Linked DNA regions of Homo sapiens: region 1 is linked to region 2. Evidence: read pairs that join two places in POLR2A ChIA-PET (ENCODE). Cell type or tissue: A673. All regions are shown on one strand. Each heading gives the region's core, and the rest is flanking DNA. Links, peaks and the distances in the headings are about the cores only.

Region 1 (8,184 bases), core at 1,910-6,909, 670 kb before region 2:
TCACTCACTCCAGGCTTTTCCTCTGGACCTGAGCTCTGATACCCACTGCATTGTCAGAATCAGAGCAAATCTGGAGGCCAGAGAGCAAGACCAGCAAAGCCAGGATCTCTGGGGTAATTAGGCCCGCCTTGCCCACAGGTGCTCCACAGGTGGTCTCAGCTCCCAGCAATGACCCAGGAGAAGCCCACGGGAACCCTCAGCTGCAACCAATCCTCCAGACTGCTGGCCTGCCTGCCTTCCTGAAATAGTCCAGATTTCACTTATTAAACATATTAATCTGAAGTTAACAATTTGTGCTTGTTTCACTAAATGGCTTGAAGAGAAGAATGCAAGGAAGAAGAATTTGATTTGATGGGAAGGCTTAACCCCGATGGACTAAGCGGCCTTCATATTCTGACTTTAAAATAACTGGAAATGGAGGGACTATTCACAGAAGTGGAGAGTCAAAGGGTAAACCTAACTGGAGTTAAAGAAACACAAACAAAACCCATCCCCTTCTTGGCCCCAACCTGCCATGTGACTCTAAGGACATTGCTTACTGCAGTGACAGCATTTTAAACAGCTGCCCAGAGGGGTTTTAAATAGACTTGATGTAATTCAATGATTTATAGAGCATGGGTTACCAAAATATTAAAGTTCTGAAATATCCCTAAACCAAGACCATGGCCCTGCCATTACCCACTCTGAACCGAATCATTCTCTGCTGTTGGAGTGTGGTGCATGTGGCTTCTTCAGAAAACTGCGGCTGCTCTAAATGAATGGCCAGAAAAAGATAAATAGCCTCTGATGCATAGATGTGACCTTCCATATGAAAACACACTCTCCCGGTCTTCGGCAACTCAGTCCGTGGAAAGCACCAATCTTCAGAAAACAAGCCAGACAGTTATTTTTTAATTGCTTATCAAATCTAAGTATTCAAGGAAATTGCAGTGGGGTGGGGTGGGGGTGGGAATACACAAAATAATGAATCTGGGTAATGAAGTGACCCTGGACCTCTACTCTATAAAATAAACCACAATTATGCAAACATTTTACAGCCTTAATCAGTAGCCCCTTCAAATGCAATGGTCTAAAAGTGCACACTAGTCTGGAATTGGAGATCATTGCCAACCTTCCATTACATTCTTTTCATTATGTTGGAGCAACTCTCCTTTTTGTAATCCTTATATATCCCCTGGCCTCAAAGAGAACACCCTGAACCAAAGACAGGTCTCAGAGAATTCTGACAGTTTTGTTTATGTCAAAAATAATGAAAGATGACAAGCTATCACATTTAGGCTTGTAACATGATAATTTGCTTCAGGACTCCCTGCTAAGATTAATTTGGAGACAGGGAAGAAGAAGGAAAAAGAGGAGGATGACAAAGAGGAGAAGGAAGTGGGGGTGGAGAAGGAGAAAAAAAAGAAGAGAAGCTATCAGATGCTCTCCTGGAAAGTAAGGGAGAGGGACTGGCAACTTGGTAGGTGATTTTTACTTAGCCAAGGGGCAGGAGAAAATCGAGTAAATCTGTGTGTGTGGGTTTTCATCTCATATTCTTTATATTCTAAAGGCATATTTGGCTGAGGTGCATTACAGTGAGAAAAAATAGAACCTGTTGGTGATAATGCCTCAGGTATGGAAGATGTGGTGAGAAAAACTACCCTCTACTGTATGCTCAATGTCACCACCACCACCACCACCACTACTGCCACTATCACCACTACCTCCACCACCACCACCACTACCACCACTATCATCACTACCTTCACCACTACCACCACCAACACCAACCACTACCAATAACATCACCACCACAACCAGCACTACCAACAAAAACACCACTGCCACCAACACCAGCAACATCACTACCATTATTATTGCCGTTATTACCACCACCACTACCTCCATCATCACTACCATTTCTACTATCACCAGTACTACCATTACTACCGTTACCACCACTACCACCACCCCAAATAAGGAAACATAATTTCTCTGGGTTAAACTTGTATACCCAAAGTAGTTACTTGCTTTCTTTCTCTCAATCCAAACCAATCAGACTGTAGACTTCAACTTTTCTATTTTGCAGGGATTTCTTCTCATTCTCAAGCTAAGGTCCTGACACACCAAAGGGAAACTGAGTCTCGAGGAGAGGGATTCTTTTGTGAAATGGTCCTTGGTGCTGGGGTTGGTAGTAGGAAGAAGCCAAGATAATATGGCAAGCAAGCAACTTCTCTCTTAGATGGACTTGGGGGAAGTCATACGAGATTTTCTGCCAACAGACCTGGGTACAGAAGACAAAAGCACTTAAAACTTTTAGCTTCAAGTAGAAACCAGCACACACAGACCTTTTTTTGAAACAAAAAAGGCTTCCACCTTCACCAGCCAGCCTTAGATGGGATGGAAAGAAAGTTTCATATAAAAGGTTAATTTCTATCTATTGGTGGTAGCTTCCTGGGACACTGTACTGAAAGTTTTCTTAGGGCTCAACCAAAGAAAGGAATACAAAGACCACATATGCACACACACACACACACATACACACACACACAGTAATCAGTTGTTCCTGCATGCCCATGAGGGAATGGGAGAAAAATGAAGACCTTTCCACCAATTATTTTTCATCTCCAACCCCCTACTCTCTCTCCCAGGTAGCCGTGTGTCTGATAATTCCACATTTCCACATGATCACTTCCTAATGTGCTAGCATCAGAGGCTTAATACCATCTTCTGAGAACCAAGAAATGCATTGCTAATACATTGGTTATTGGTTCACCTGACTAAACCATACAAAACGAGAGGTGACTTGAGTCAAAGCCTTGAACGCCAGCAGGATTGGAGCAGGGGTCAGTGCTTGCCTCATAATCATGATGCCACTCACTGAGCACTTACCAGGTACACTTACTGCTAAAGGCGTCCTTACTGCTAAAGGCAGAGAGGAAAACCCCAGTTCTTTACTCATATTCTTGAGGACAACCCCAGAACACAAGTGTTTTCTCTGTTTTATAGACGAGGAATGTGAGCATCAGAAACTTTATCAACTTTCCCAGAATCATGCAGATGTTAAGGGAGAGAGTTGGGATTTGAACCCATTCCATCTGGTACCAAAGCTCTTAACCACTAAGCCAAACTGTCTGAAAAAAATGACTCAGATAACTAGTCACACCCCCACCTTAATCATGTCACTCTAGGAAAAAACTTCTAAGTTGCTAACAGAGTTGTGTTTTCTTTAGGTTTGGGTAAAGGGTTAAAAATGCAAGGCCCTGTCCAAACCACACTAGTGACTTTTCCCTTTTGTTGCATTCCAAGCACACATGTACTTTCCGCCTGCTCCAGGGGTTGTAACATCCTTGCAGAGGCTGCGGCTTATGACCTATCATCACCTTCAAGATCAGCCTGGAAAGTAAGAAAAATATTATGTGAGAGGTTTTCTCTCCCAAAGCCAGTCTTAGGGAACTAGCCATTTTCAGAGGAAAAGCAGGATTGTGGAAGAGCCAATACACAGTGGGTTTATTTTAGCCCCATGTGATGCAATAATAATAATAATTATTATTATTTTATATATATGTATATGTATACATATATATATATAAAGTGTTGCTTAAGAAAAGACTGTCGAGAATTAAGAGTCGGCTGGCTAGGGTTTTAAGAACTGGTATGCAGCAAAACAGCCAGAAATAGTTCTTTAGGGGAAAAGAAATCTCAAAAGAAAAGAAAGCTCCCTAGGTTTGGGCAAGGGCAATAAAGCATATGAAGGTGTGTGCACAGTGCCAAAAGCAAAAGAATCTTCTACTAAAACCACAACTCCAGTCATATGTTATTACTTACACTATAGTTGACAATGACTGGCACAGGGCATGAAACGATAAGTCTGGTGGATTTGGCATCGCTCTATGTTAACAGGAAACTGTGTTCTTTTGATTCCATTGATTGGTTTCCTGTTGAAGGCCATTCATGGCAGAGCAGAGAGTATACAAGACTATCGTCCAATTTCCATTTTTCCCGGTGCCTCTTGCTTCTGGCAGGGGAAGCTGGCAGCCTTTATTTGAGGTGATCAGGGCCCAGTCGGGGGCAAATAATGCCTGCAAGGCTGGTTGTAAATGTTGCATTTAGCAGATTAGGTTAGGGAAGGAAGAAGCCATTGAAATGCAAAAGCATACACATGTACAAACAACCACAGATGAAGCTCCATTTGTTTGGTGGCAAACGTATAAACTTGATTCATTCACTGCCATCAAATCAAGGGGCCAAGACACAATGTAGCAGCTCTGCCTCCCAAGGAGAACTTTGGAAATGTTTCAAAGGGGTAGACTGGCACATGGGAGAGGAAGAATGAGAATAGTTGGAGTTTGGCTGAGCTTTGGGTTTCCTTCCTTCATGGTTTCAAAGCCACAGCATCTTGATAAGTGTCTGAAAACTTGGTGGAGGATAGGATGGGTGGGCTTGAGTCTGAGAAAACCCACAGTGATTTGCTGGTGTCACCTGCCTGGGGATGTCCACATGCAGGCTTGGTATTCTCAATAACATCATGGACAGAATTTTATATTTGATGTATATCATGCATACTTGTCATTGATTTGATTTCAGGATGGGATTGGGGATATTTTTGTTTTGGCCTTCTGTTATTTTAATATCATTTCTGAAATAAAACAATTATTTAAAAATGACAAAGAAATGCAATTCATGTTGATAATGGGCTTCCGCTGGTCCCTGGTAAGGCTAGACCACCACTTCTGGGACATTTTCGTCCTAGGCATTCCCCTCTGTCTCTCAGCAATCACCAGGCTGCCAGCCAGGGTACAGATTCTCTGTTTCTTTAACCAGAGACATGATGGGCTCAGAGGTTCACCCTGAATGTCTCTCATAACACCCCTCACTGATTTAAGCCAGCAGCACATCACATGCTCTGTCTCCTTTTTCAAGAAAAAGTAATAGTAACAACAATAATAGTAATTTATCTCATTTCCAGGTAAGGAACTGTAGAGCACACAGCATATACGGGAGTACATTATGGGTATTTACTCAATCACAGATTCTGCTGGGTCTGGCTTAATTCATATTGTTGGATGGCCACCAAGCTAAGAGACCCTTTTTAGCCCTGACCTATGAAACACAAATCCCTTTTCTTGGAGCTATAAGTACAACATCTACATTTCTCCTACACACACACACACACACACACACACACACACACACACACACACGTCAAAATCATATTCTCTGCAACCAACAAAGCTTTGATCTGCCACTTCTGATTGGCTTTGGTGGGTGGCCTGAAGCCAGACAGATAGAAAGAAGCCTTAGGGGCCGAGCACGGTGGCTCACGCTGTAATCTCAGCACTTTGGGAGGCTGAGGCAGGCGGATTACCTCAAGTCAGGAGTTCAAGACCAGCTTGGTCAACATGGTGAAACCCCGTCTCTACTAAAAATACAAAAATTAGCCGGGTGTGGTGGCGCACACCTATAATCCCAGCTACTCGGGAGGCTGAGGCAGGAGAATTGCTTGAAGCCAGAGGGCGGAGGTTGCAGTGAGCCAAGATCACACCACTGCACTTCAGCCTGGGTGACAGAGTGAGACTCTGTCTCAACAAAAAAAAAAAAAAGAAAGAAAGAAAAGAAAGAAAGAAAGAAACAGGCTTCAGAAGGAGTAGCTGAGGCCTTTCCAGCAGGATGAGGCTTCTTGGGAATGTGTAGGAACAGGAGGCAGAATCTGAGCTGAGCTCCCCTCCCGTCTCTTATTGAGTGGGGGATTGGGTGCTGGGAGTAAGAGCAGAACTCTGAGAACCAAGCAAGAGGGATGACAGTGATTAAGAAGAGAGTTGCGGCCAGGTGCGTTGGCTCACGCTTGTAATCCCAGCACTTTGGGAGGCCGAGGCAGGCAGATCAGGAGGTCAGGAGTTTGAGACAAGCCTGACCAACACGGTGAAACCCTGTCTTTACTAAAAACACAAAAATTAGCTGGGCGTGGTGGCGCACACCTGTAATCCCAGCTACTCAGGAGGCTGAGGCAGGAGAATCACTTGAACCCATGAGACGGAGGTTTCAGTGAGCTGAGACCGTGCCACCACACTCCAGCCTGGTGATAGAGTGAGACTCCGTCTCAAAAAAAAAAAAAAAAAAAAAAAAAAAAAAGAAGAGAGTTGCTGGGGAGAGTCTGGTCGAGCTGCACCTTGGTGGTCCCTGGAGATTATCAGGAAGCGCTGGGCTGGTTCCAACTCTCTCTTTGGTTAGCGTTACCCACTCTCACCTGCTGCTGGCTCTTCTGGCTCCAGCCTCAGCCAGCCTTTAGCTGAAGACTTCCCATGGCTGTCTCTCTCCTTCCACTTTTCCTTTTCTTCCCTTCCCCTCCATTCCTACCTTTCCTCTCTCTCTCTCTATCTCTCTTTCTCTATCTCTCCCTCCCTCTCTCGTTATTGTCATGTTTTGTTATCGGCTTTTTTTTTTGAGACGTCGTCTCGCTCTCGCTCTATCGCCCAGGCTGGAGTGCAGTGGCACGATCTCGGCTCACTGCAAGCTCTGCCTCCTGTGTTCAAGCCATTCTCCTGCCTCAGCCTCCTGAGTAGCTGGGACTACAGGCGCCTGCCACCACGCCCGGCTAATTTTTTTTTTTTTTTTTTTTTGTATTTTTAGTAGAGACGGGGTTTCACCGTGGTCTCAATCTCCTGACCTCGTGATCCGCCCGCCTCGGCCTCCCAAAGTTGTTACTGGCTTTAATAAAGACTTCACTCTGAGGCTACCTGTCCTGGATGAATTGCTGTGTAGCAGTTCCTGGGAGGTCAGTTGGGAGGACAGAGCCTTGAAGGGTGGTCCAGAAGGTAGGGTCAAGACAGCAGGCAGATGGCCAGAGAGGGTGTGTGGCCCAAGGGTGTTGGGGAGTTCTGCCCTGGGTTTAGAAAATACAGGCTCCAGTCAGGCAAAACTGCCTTCCTCTCAGCAGCAGGGTAGCCAGGCAGCCTTCAGCTCTTCCTCTAGACCAAGTTTGTCCAACCCGCAGCCTGACACAAACTCATAAACTTTCTTAAAACATTATGAGATTATTTTTAAGGTTTTTTTTTTTTTCTCATCAGCTATCGTTAGTGTATTTTATCTGCGGCCCAAGACGAATCTTCTTCCAGTGTGGCCCAGGGAAGCCAAAAGATTGGACACCCCTGCACCCTCCCAGCCCTCCTTGAATCCGGGTCACTCAGGTTCTGGAAGCATCTCAGTCCTTGTCCTTCACTCTGGCTTCTTGGAGGTTTGGGAGATGCTGGGGTCCCAGCCGCTCACTGCAGCTCTTGATGTTGGTCCAGTTGATCTCGTCTTTTCGGGTGCCCACCTTCTCTCTAGCCATGCCTGTTCCCATCCTGGTTGAGTCCTTCCCTGGGTCTCTTGATGTTCTGTTTTCCATCTACCCAGCTTATAGGACTCCCTCCGGGGGCCAGTGAGTGGCAAGCCCAGATGGGAACCCAGATCTTTGATAACTGATGCTTGGCGCATTGTACTCCTCAATATTGCTTTCCTTTGCTTTGCAAATTCCTGCCTGTTGGCCACAAATAATGCTTTGTAAGACATAGCCTGAGATTTATTATTCCAAGTCAAGCAGAAGTCATGCTAATCTGGTGAAAAGTGTTTTCTGTTTGTTTTGTTTTTCTGTTGGTGGTTTAAGATCCTACTGGAAGGCTGGACACAGTGGCTCATGCTTATAATCTTGGCACTTTGGGAGGCCAAGGTGGGAGGATCGCTTGAAGCCAGGAGTTTGAGACCAGCCTGGGCAACAAAGTGAGACCCTGTCTGAAAAAAAAAAAAATTAAAATCTTACTGGACTTGGGACATTGCTTTCTTGTTTTCAGACACACTTCTGGAGTTCATGGTTTAACTGACATCTTCTACATTTGCATTAAGAAGGCTTTTACTTGGATGAGGCTTAGAACATACATAATAGGGGGATCAGGGACACCCTCTATTTTTCCCCTTCCAAGCAGGCCCACACCCCTGCCTATTCTTCCAGGAAAGGGGAGAGTCAGGACTCCAAGACAACCCTTTGAACTGCTGAAGTCCAGTGCCACTGACGAGTCACATTCCTTTGTCCTCCCCCCTGGTGCAGCAAAGTGTGCATGTTCTCACCATCCTGGATCTGTTGCATTTCTGTTAATAAGTCAAAAGGGTCGAATTAAAATGTACCATTTGATTGGCCATTCCTTTGTTGTCTTTCTCTTCCACTGAGAT
Region 2 (8,184 bases), core at 1,058-6,057:
TACCTCACAGGGTTCTTGTGAGGAAGTGAAATAGTGCAAGTGAAATATTTTATTATTAGCTATAAAAAGAGCCATGCGAGTGTAATTGAAGTGAGATCACTACTTTCTCCTCAAAGAAATGAACCTTGCATTTTCCCCAAAAGGTTATGTTACATTTTCAGTGATCATACTTTATATGTGGGGTTATCCTGACTTGCATGATGGGCCAGGATCCCTTTGGAGAGCTTCACATAGTTGACAAGCAGCCTTAAGCAGAGTAAAGAAGCAAGGAAAGGATGATGGTATGTGAGCACAAGCTCCTCCATTGCCATTGCTGGAAAACCAACATATTGGGTCCTACCTACTGGGGGTGGTGAGTGGAAGCTGCTTCTAGTACTAAGGAAAGCATTTAGCATTTAAATTCAATATTACAAATATGTACATTACATCTATTAAAAACAACTTTTAAGCTTATTTCTTTGCCTTAGCATTTAACCAGGCAAAATGGGGAAAGGGAAGTTCCATTCACTGAACCCCTATTATATGTGAGGGTCTGTGCTAGGTGCTTTACATGCATTAACCAAATAACACTCACAATATTCCTGGATATTATCAACCCATTTTGCAGAAGTAAAAACTAAGGCTCAGAGAGTTGAGTGACTTCTGAAATTCACAGCGATTAGGTATTTCAAGCCAGGTTTGTCTGATCCCACCTTCTCAGGTGCCAGCCCATTGTCCACAGACTGTTTCCAGTATAGTTTTCTTTTTCCCACTTGCTTTCTATTTTAAATGGACAAATCCAGTTCATACAGTTACAAGTATCTGCAAAAATAATTTCTTTAGATAAGATATACATGCGTAGGTCTTCAGTTCAAATACGTAATTTACCAGGAATTTATAGAAAGTCAGGAGTATACCCAATGCCATGGAAAATGCTTTAAGTGGTGATTAATTTAAATGGGCAAATCTTTTATAGGAATCTTAAATATCTGAAAATGTTCGAAATGCATAATAATTTTTTGCCCACCAGACTCTTCATGTGCCAAATTAATGTGCCCTCTCAAGTGTTCGATTTCGTGCTAGAAAATTTAAGACTAATCTCTTCAGTGAGAAAAACAAACAGTAACTCAGTATTCTCAGGTTGCAGATTGGCAGTGCCAGGCTAGAATGAATTTCCAAGAGGAAGCCTTATACGTATTTTATCAGAATTCGAAATTATACACAGTTCACTTGCTTCTGCCCATTAAATTTTAAAATAGAGATGAGTTTGCTATCCAGTATTTTCACACAGCCCTTGCGATTTAAGATTTTAATGGCCGGGTGCGGGTGGCTCACGCCTGTAATCCCAGCACTTTGGGAGGCCGATGCGGGCTGATCACGATGTCAGGAGATCCAGACTATCCTGGCTAATACGGTGAAACCCCGTCTCTACTAAAAATACACAAAATTAGTCGGGCGGGGTGGCGGGCGCCTGTAGTCCCAGCTACTCGGGAGGCTGAGGCAGGAGAATGGCGTGAACCTGGGAGGCAGAGCTTGCAGTGAGTCCAGATCCCGCCACTGCACTCCAGCCTGGGCGACAGAGCGAGACTCCGTCTCAAAAAAAAAAAATATTTTAATGAAAACTGTTTATCCCCCCTAGGTGAGCCTAAGCATGGTGGTGGGATGCCAATCTATTATCTTAGAATTGGAGACCTTGTCTGGGTTTGTGATTTTTTTGTTTTTGTGGTTTACTTTATCATGTGTAGGTCAGGACTGGAGTGAGGTGGGGAAGCCAGAGGAGAGAAAAGGTGGGAGGGAGGAGAAAGGAAAGGGTTATTGTCTTAGTCCATTCCTGCTGCTATAAAGGAAATACTTTGGACTGGGTAATTTATACATTTCTCACAGTTCTGGAGGCCGGGAAGTGCAAGATCAAAGCCTGGTTAGGTTCTGTGTCTGGTAAAGGCTGGTTCTCTCTGCTTCTAAGATGGTGTCTTTTTCCTGCACCTTCACGTGGCAGAAGGACAGAAGGGCAAAAAGGAAATAATAGACTTCCTCAAGCCCTTTTATAAAAGCACTAATTCCATTCATGGGGCAGTGAATCACCTCCTAAAGGTCCCACTTCTTAATACTACTGCATTGGGGATTAAGTTTCAACATGAATTTTGGAGGGATATGAACATTAAACCATAGCAGTTATCTTTGAAGCAGAATAGAAATTCTTATGTTGTAGGGTTCAGAGAGTATAATACCTAGAATTTTCAAAATCCAAGAGGATTACTCTTACCTTTTTGGGAAAATGTGTTGTGTGAGAAGATAATTTTCATGGTATGAACCCAAAGTCATAGCACTCTAAAAAAACCGCATGCCTAGAGGGAGACAGCACTCTATGGAATCATCCCAGAGAACCCGACAAGTAGGTAACAGCCAGTAACTTACTGAGCTGGGAGGATTACAGTGAACTTTGGGTCCAGCCAATATAAGTCATCTCTTCTCTTCAAATGATTCCCGAGCTAGCAGAGGTCCCCCACTAACGTAAGAGCAGACAGATTTCAAGGAAGATGCATGAATTCATTCAGCTTTAAAACATTTATTGAGCACCTACTACTTGGGCTAGGTGCTGGGAATACAAAGATGGGTAAGAGTTGGTCCTTGCCTTTAAATAAAGAGCTTACATTCTAGCAAAGGCTGAAGGGGGAAGTCAGACAGACAAATAAATGAGCAAAAGTGTTAGAGCGCTAAAACAGACGTTTAGATAAGGTGCGGTGGGAGCATTAAAAAAGGTGGTGGCACATTATCTGTGTGGAGCTCACTGGCTCACGGAAAACTTAGTGGAGGTGGGGTAGGCTTTGTGGAATGACAGGGTAGCAGTTGAGGTAGGGGGCGGCGTTCCAGGCAGAGCAAACCACAGGGCAAGCGGAAACAGCATGAGCGGGCAGGGAGGCGTGAAACTGCTTGTTCAGCTCTGGGATCGCCCTCACACCCCTTTGTCTCCAGACAAGGAGGTGAAAACGGGAAGAAAACCAGTTCGTTCCCTCGCGGTAGGGCACGTCTGAAGAAGTTTGGGAATATAAATCCTAGCAAAGAGAGCTGCAAGGAAGGATCTAGCCAGAGGAGATTTGTAAGAGCTTACAATGGGAAATAAAGTTTCCCATTGTAAACCTTGCTTGGAAACCCCGCAAGGTTTCCGAAAGAAGGCGGCCCAGGTGGCCTGCCAGGGCTCAAATGTGCTATCGCGAACATGCGGTCCTTGAAGGACCCCGCTCCCTCTCCCCGCCTCGAAGGCTAACCCCGGCGGACCTGTCGGGCGCGGAAAGCCCCCTTTAGGTCCCGCTCCCTGGTCTCGGACCTCTCCCCTCTTCCCGCCCCTCTCGGCGACTCGCTCGGCGCGGCCTAGGACCGGTGGCGACAACTGCTGTTGCACCGGCAGGCCCAGGCCAGACACGCGTAGGCCCAGGCCCGACGCGGGCGGCAGCCTCTCGCGCAGGCCCAGACCGCGGCGCGCGCCGCATCCACGGGCTCGAGGCTCTGCAACCGCTGCGACTTCAGGCGCCCGAGGGTGGGCGGGCGCGCGCCTCCGCAGCTGCAGGGGCGCGCGCTTGTGGGCTCATTCTCCCACCTAGGTTTAAATTGAACCCCGTCTCGGTCCCCCGGTTTTGAGAGGTTTCTCTCCTCGAGCCGCTGAGTCACGCAGCCCAACAGTAGGAGTGGCTCGAGGCCTACACGTCCGCGAGTTCGCGGGGCGCTGGATGGAAAAGGTGGGTGCGCGAAAAGGGGGGCTCTCCTTCCTCGGGGACCCAGATCTGTGGCCTCCGTGGGGAGATCTGGGCCCCCGAGTAAGGACTCACCTTCCCGGGTACTGTGGGCCCAGTCTGGGCTTCTCTTTGGGAGCGGACCGTGGCTTGGGGCGCCTCCCCGAGGGGACCCACGCGCCCGCCGCTCCAGCCGCCATTTCCCAGCAGGCCTCCAGGGGGCCTCCCCGCCGCTGCCTTCCCGTCGGCGGCGCCGGGCACGGGGGTAGCCGCGCGGCGCAGGCAGGGACACGCCTCGGCGCCCGGGCCAGCGCGCGGACAATGACCCCTTCTCCCCTCGCCGCCGCCTCCTCCCCGACACCGCCCCCTCGCAGCTCACAGGCAAACCTATTAGCCATTCAGGCCGACAAAACCCCGCGGCCCCGCGCATTGTCCCGCCGAGCGCCCGGCCGCCGTCATTAGCCCTGATTACGCAGAGCCGCCTGACAGCCCCGCCGGCCGCTCCACAGACCCCCCATTCACGGCCGCCCCCGGGCTCCGCCTCACAAAAGGAGCGGAAATCGTCCGCGCTCTCGCGTCCCCGTTGAATAGAGCGAAAAGCTGCTTCTCCTCTCCTCCCGCCCCATTCACATTCTCTTTGGATACAATATTTTTTTCCTTTTTGTTAAAATTAGGGAGAGGGAACGAGGTCAAGGAAGACTTTGCTTGAGCTCTTTGCCTGTCATTTGTTTAATGTAAACAAAGAGCAAGCCCTCCCCACCCCCATCGTCTTCTCCCCTCCCTCCCAGATTTTTTATAAACAAACTGGCGAAGGGAAAGGAGGGAGTGACGGGTGGAAGTGGAGTGGGTCATTAAAGTGGAGGCGAGAGGAACTGCGGCATTTGGGGAGCAGGGGCCGTCGTTTTTTTTGGTGAAACTGGAGTGTGGTTGAAATGTTTATAAGCCGGAAAAGAGCCTGACCTGGGGCTTGGGGTAAAATCTTCACATTGGTCAGGTCCGTTGAAATATTTAATATAAAAATGCTCTTTCCACTCTGCTGGAGTAGCTGCTTTTTGGGAAATTGTGACAGAAGAATTGCAGGAAAAGAAAGGAAGGAAACCCATTATATAGAGATTTTGCCAAATTCAGAAACCTTCAGCCTTGCCATTACCTGGACTTTTTTTCCCCCCAAAACCCTGAAGACCAGAATGAAGCTGATATGGAAAAAGTCTTAAAAAGAAACCCTTTAAATGTCCTTGGGAAGATTGGAAAGATTAAAATAAAATAAATCTCTGTGAAGATCTGGACTAATTTCCAATATGTGGTCACCAAAGAATTGGTTATTCACAGAGGCAATTAGGTGCCATCACATTACAGATAAACATTTAAAAAAATCTTACAAGTAATGTGTCACCCCCTTAAGATTCTAAAGTGAAATTAAATAAATAAATATCCAGATTGTTGAAACAGAATAGCTACTTTAAAATGTAGGCAGCTTGTTAATTTAAGTAAATGGTAGCTGTAGTTTAAAGGCTTTTGTCAAAGCAGGAATTAAAAATGCTCCATCACTGTTTGGTCTTCTCTTTTTGTCCAAGCAATAAACTGTCACTTAAAAATTATTTTGTAAAGAGAAAGCTTAGTTTCTTAGTTACCCTATTTTCTTGACACTGCGGAATGGACATTTTCTTCTGCTTTTAGGTATCATTTGAAGGGGTGGGTGGAGTGGGATTTTTAGAATCTCAAATTCTTTTACATTATTCCACTAATTAGTTATTTCCCATCCCTCTAGGACTTGGAAGCATAAACTTAAGAGAAAATTTGCCAACAAACTTCTCCAAACACTGGTTCTGGACAGCCCCATAGCTAAGGGTGGGGTGGGGCTGGGGAACAAGAGTGGATATCCGTGGCTACTCCTTGTCAGATTAAGGACTAGGATGAGGCAAAGGAGGCACTTAGAGTGCAAAATTTAAGGAGGCACTCAATCTCATGTGCCTTGCACTTGCTGCACTTGCATAACCTTGACCGTGAGTCCCCTCCTGGCCTCACTCTAGTCCTCGCCAGCCCCTCGTTAGCATTCTAGGAACTACCTGGGGCTCTAGGAAACAAAATTAAGTACTGAGGAAGCTCTACAATGGGAGCCTTTCAGGACCCACAGGAGGGCTTTTGCTTGCTTTTGGAAAGAACACCAGTTTTATCACGAAAACTTACCCACTCCTTCCATGTAAAGCTCTTGTGCAAGAGAGTTTTGATTTTCAAGAATTCTCTGGATAAGGGCCACCATACACAAGGACAACATTTATAAAGCCCAAATGAGCCAAATCTATTCAAGCGATTTAGAAACCAAAAATCAACCCTTACTCTGTCCTGGGCTTCCATTGTCTATCTTGCCGTTTGGCTGCTTTTTGTCTTCCATGACTTCACTTATTTTTGTTTGGTTTGCACTTTGGCACTTCTGCCTAAAGAAGTTAGCAGGCTTCTGATCCAAAGAACATCTTCTAAGGACAGAAAGGCAAATGGAAAAGGCTGTAATTGGGGGATGGGGACAGTAAAGAGGGAAGTCAGCTCAAGTGATTTAAAGATCAATGTCAAATTTTATAATATGCAATCTGTTTCACTAGGAACAAAATTAGAGACTCTGGCTAGCATTTATTTTCTTAGTGCAAAGATGGTAGATGTTTTTGCGTTGTATATGCATGCATTTGTTCATGTATAGGTGCATACATGCATGTGCACGAGGAAAAATTAAATGCTAAAAATATTTTATGTTTTAATCGAGGCCATTACCAGGACAATGAGGCCCTTGATGACTTGTTCTATGCTTAATTCGGAGATTAGGTTTTTAAAATGCCAGTTATTTCTACAGCCTTGTTTTACCCTCAGTATGTGACATGATTACATCCTTTCCCCCATCTCAGTATCCCTCTTGTTAAAAACCATTCATTTGATTAAAACCAAATTCTGCAGCAAGAAGATGTTAGTCTAATTATTTACAACCTCTTCTATCATCTTTTGTCTTATTTTAATAATAGCTCAATCCTAAATGCAGTATATGCTCACTCTAGCATGATCATGGGTGCCTGCTGCTTTTGTATTGGAGGGGGCCTTGAAGGAGACAGAAAGCCTTTCTTGCTGCAGAGCCTGAGTCAGGATAGTTTTGCATTTTTAGAAAATAGGACTCACTTATTGAGTCCCATAGTTTGGCTTCCTAAATTGCTCCTGAAAGCTGTTGACACTTCATGTAAACGAGTGTCAAGTGGACAAGCCATAATTACCTGTGCTGGGGATGCGGGGACTTGCCTTAGAGAGGACGCTCACATGTTGCCAATTTCTAGCCTTAAATATATCACGTGTATGCATACATACATATGTTTGTATAGGTACATACATATGTTTGTATAGGTACATACATATATGCACATACGTGTAATTTGACGTGGGAGGTGGTTATAGACCTACCATAGGTTGTTTAAAACATATACCAGGAAGCACCAAAGAAGGCAAAAGATATATAGGTAAGACCTTCCGGAGACCATTTGCTCAAGGGTCCCTGCATGCCTGGTGAAGGGAATGATATTAATAATAATAAGAAGAAAAGGAATCTGAGAGCAGCTCCCTTAATTAAGAAGGTTGCCCACTAGGTTGTTTTATTGTTTGGCTTCTCCACACAGAACCCATCACCACCAGCCTGCATGTTTAGAAACAGCAAGTTCCCCAAGCTACAGAGAAACCTACCATGGCGGTCTCTTAAATAAGTAAATAAACAGCATATATATGTTTTGTTAAAAAAAAACTTTAAAGCGAAAGTTATACATATGTAACAGCGTCCTTTCGACGTGAAATACCCATGGGAGAATCTGGGCAGGCGCTCAGCTTGCAGTTCGGGTTCCGAAGGAGACTTTGCAGCAAAATCCTTAGGAAAAAGCAAAGCAAGAAGAACGTGGTGCTGGGTCAGGCCTCACCGCTGGTTCCCGTGGTCGCGGCCAAAGGGCGCCAGTGAAGCCAGGCCGGCCGCGGGGTGGGGCGGGAAACGGCAACCCGAGCCCGCGGGTCCCTGGTCACCTGGCTTCTGTGGCGCTGGATTTGCAGGTCTCTCATCTTCTTCCCCTCTTTCATTTTGTTTTTCTCGTTTTTACACTGGAATCTGCTTCTGAGCATCCTGGATGGGCAACTCAGATGTCGCACTCGCTGTCGCTGGACGTGATGGAGATGGCTGAAGTGGCCGCCTTGCTGGATAGACTGGCGGCCGGGCTGGTGGCGACGCCCAGCACCTCTGGCGTGCCGTCGCCCTCCGCCCGTAGTGCCCGCCCGGAACCCTGTGACAGGACCTGCTGCTGGAGTCTACGGGGAAGAAAGGGAACACGGGTCACAGCTCGTAACACAGCCGCCCGTCGCCCGCCCCCACCACCTCCTGCGTCCCTCCAGCCCGGCGGCTAGAGGTTCTTCCGAAGACCCCAGCAGTTAAGGCGAGGATTACTCGGCAAGGCGACAGAGGTCGGGC

The links. ChIA-PET counts read pairs that join two places held together with the same protein. Peaks named below come from ENCODE experiments on the same cell type or tissue, not always from the same donor. Only the 100,000 strongest peaks of a DNase experiment are listed, where the experiment ranks them.
Region 1: POLR2A ChIA-PET joins it to region 2 with 6 read pairs; 2 of 35 experiments call an interaction of 5 or more read pairs at or near these places.

The regions. Positions count from the first base shown.
Region 1 is chr14:61,179,356-61,187,539 of GRCh38, reverse strand. It overlaps a transcript of PRKCH not described here. Among named protein-coding and RNA genes, the nearest start is that of TMEM30B, 98 kb to the left of the region's middle. RefSeq lists an enhancer at 8,072-8,184. In A673, for the core only: no CTCF peak of the experiment used is centred there; a DNase peak (open chromatin) is centred at 3,959; H3K27ac peaks cover 3,228 bases.
Region 2 is chr14:60,510,924-60,519,107 of GRCh38, reverse strand. It overlaps SIX6 (SIX homeobox 6), which reads right to left. Exons shown (of 2, transcript NM_007374.3): 2 at 6,258-8,024. The coding sequence ends at 7,856. It also overlaps a transcript of C14orf39 not described here. Among named protein-coding and RNA genes, the nearest start is that of SIX6, 5.9 kb to the right of the region's middle. RefSeq lists a silencer at 3,857-4,026 and enhancers at 3,748-4,249, 7,323-8,094. In A673, for the core only: a CTCF peak has its summit at 3,896 (motif pointing right); DNase peaks (open chromatin) are centred at 3,957 and 4,227; H3K4me3 peaks cover 1,154 bases; H3K27me3 peaks cover 1,870 bases.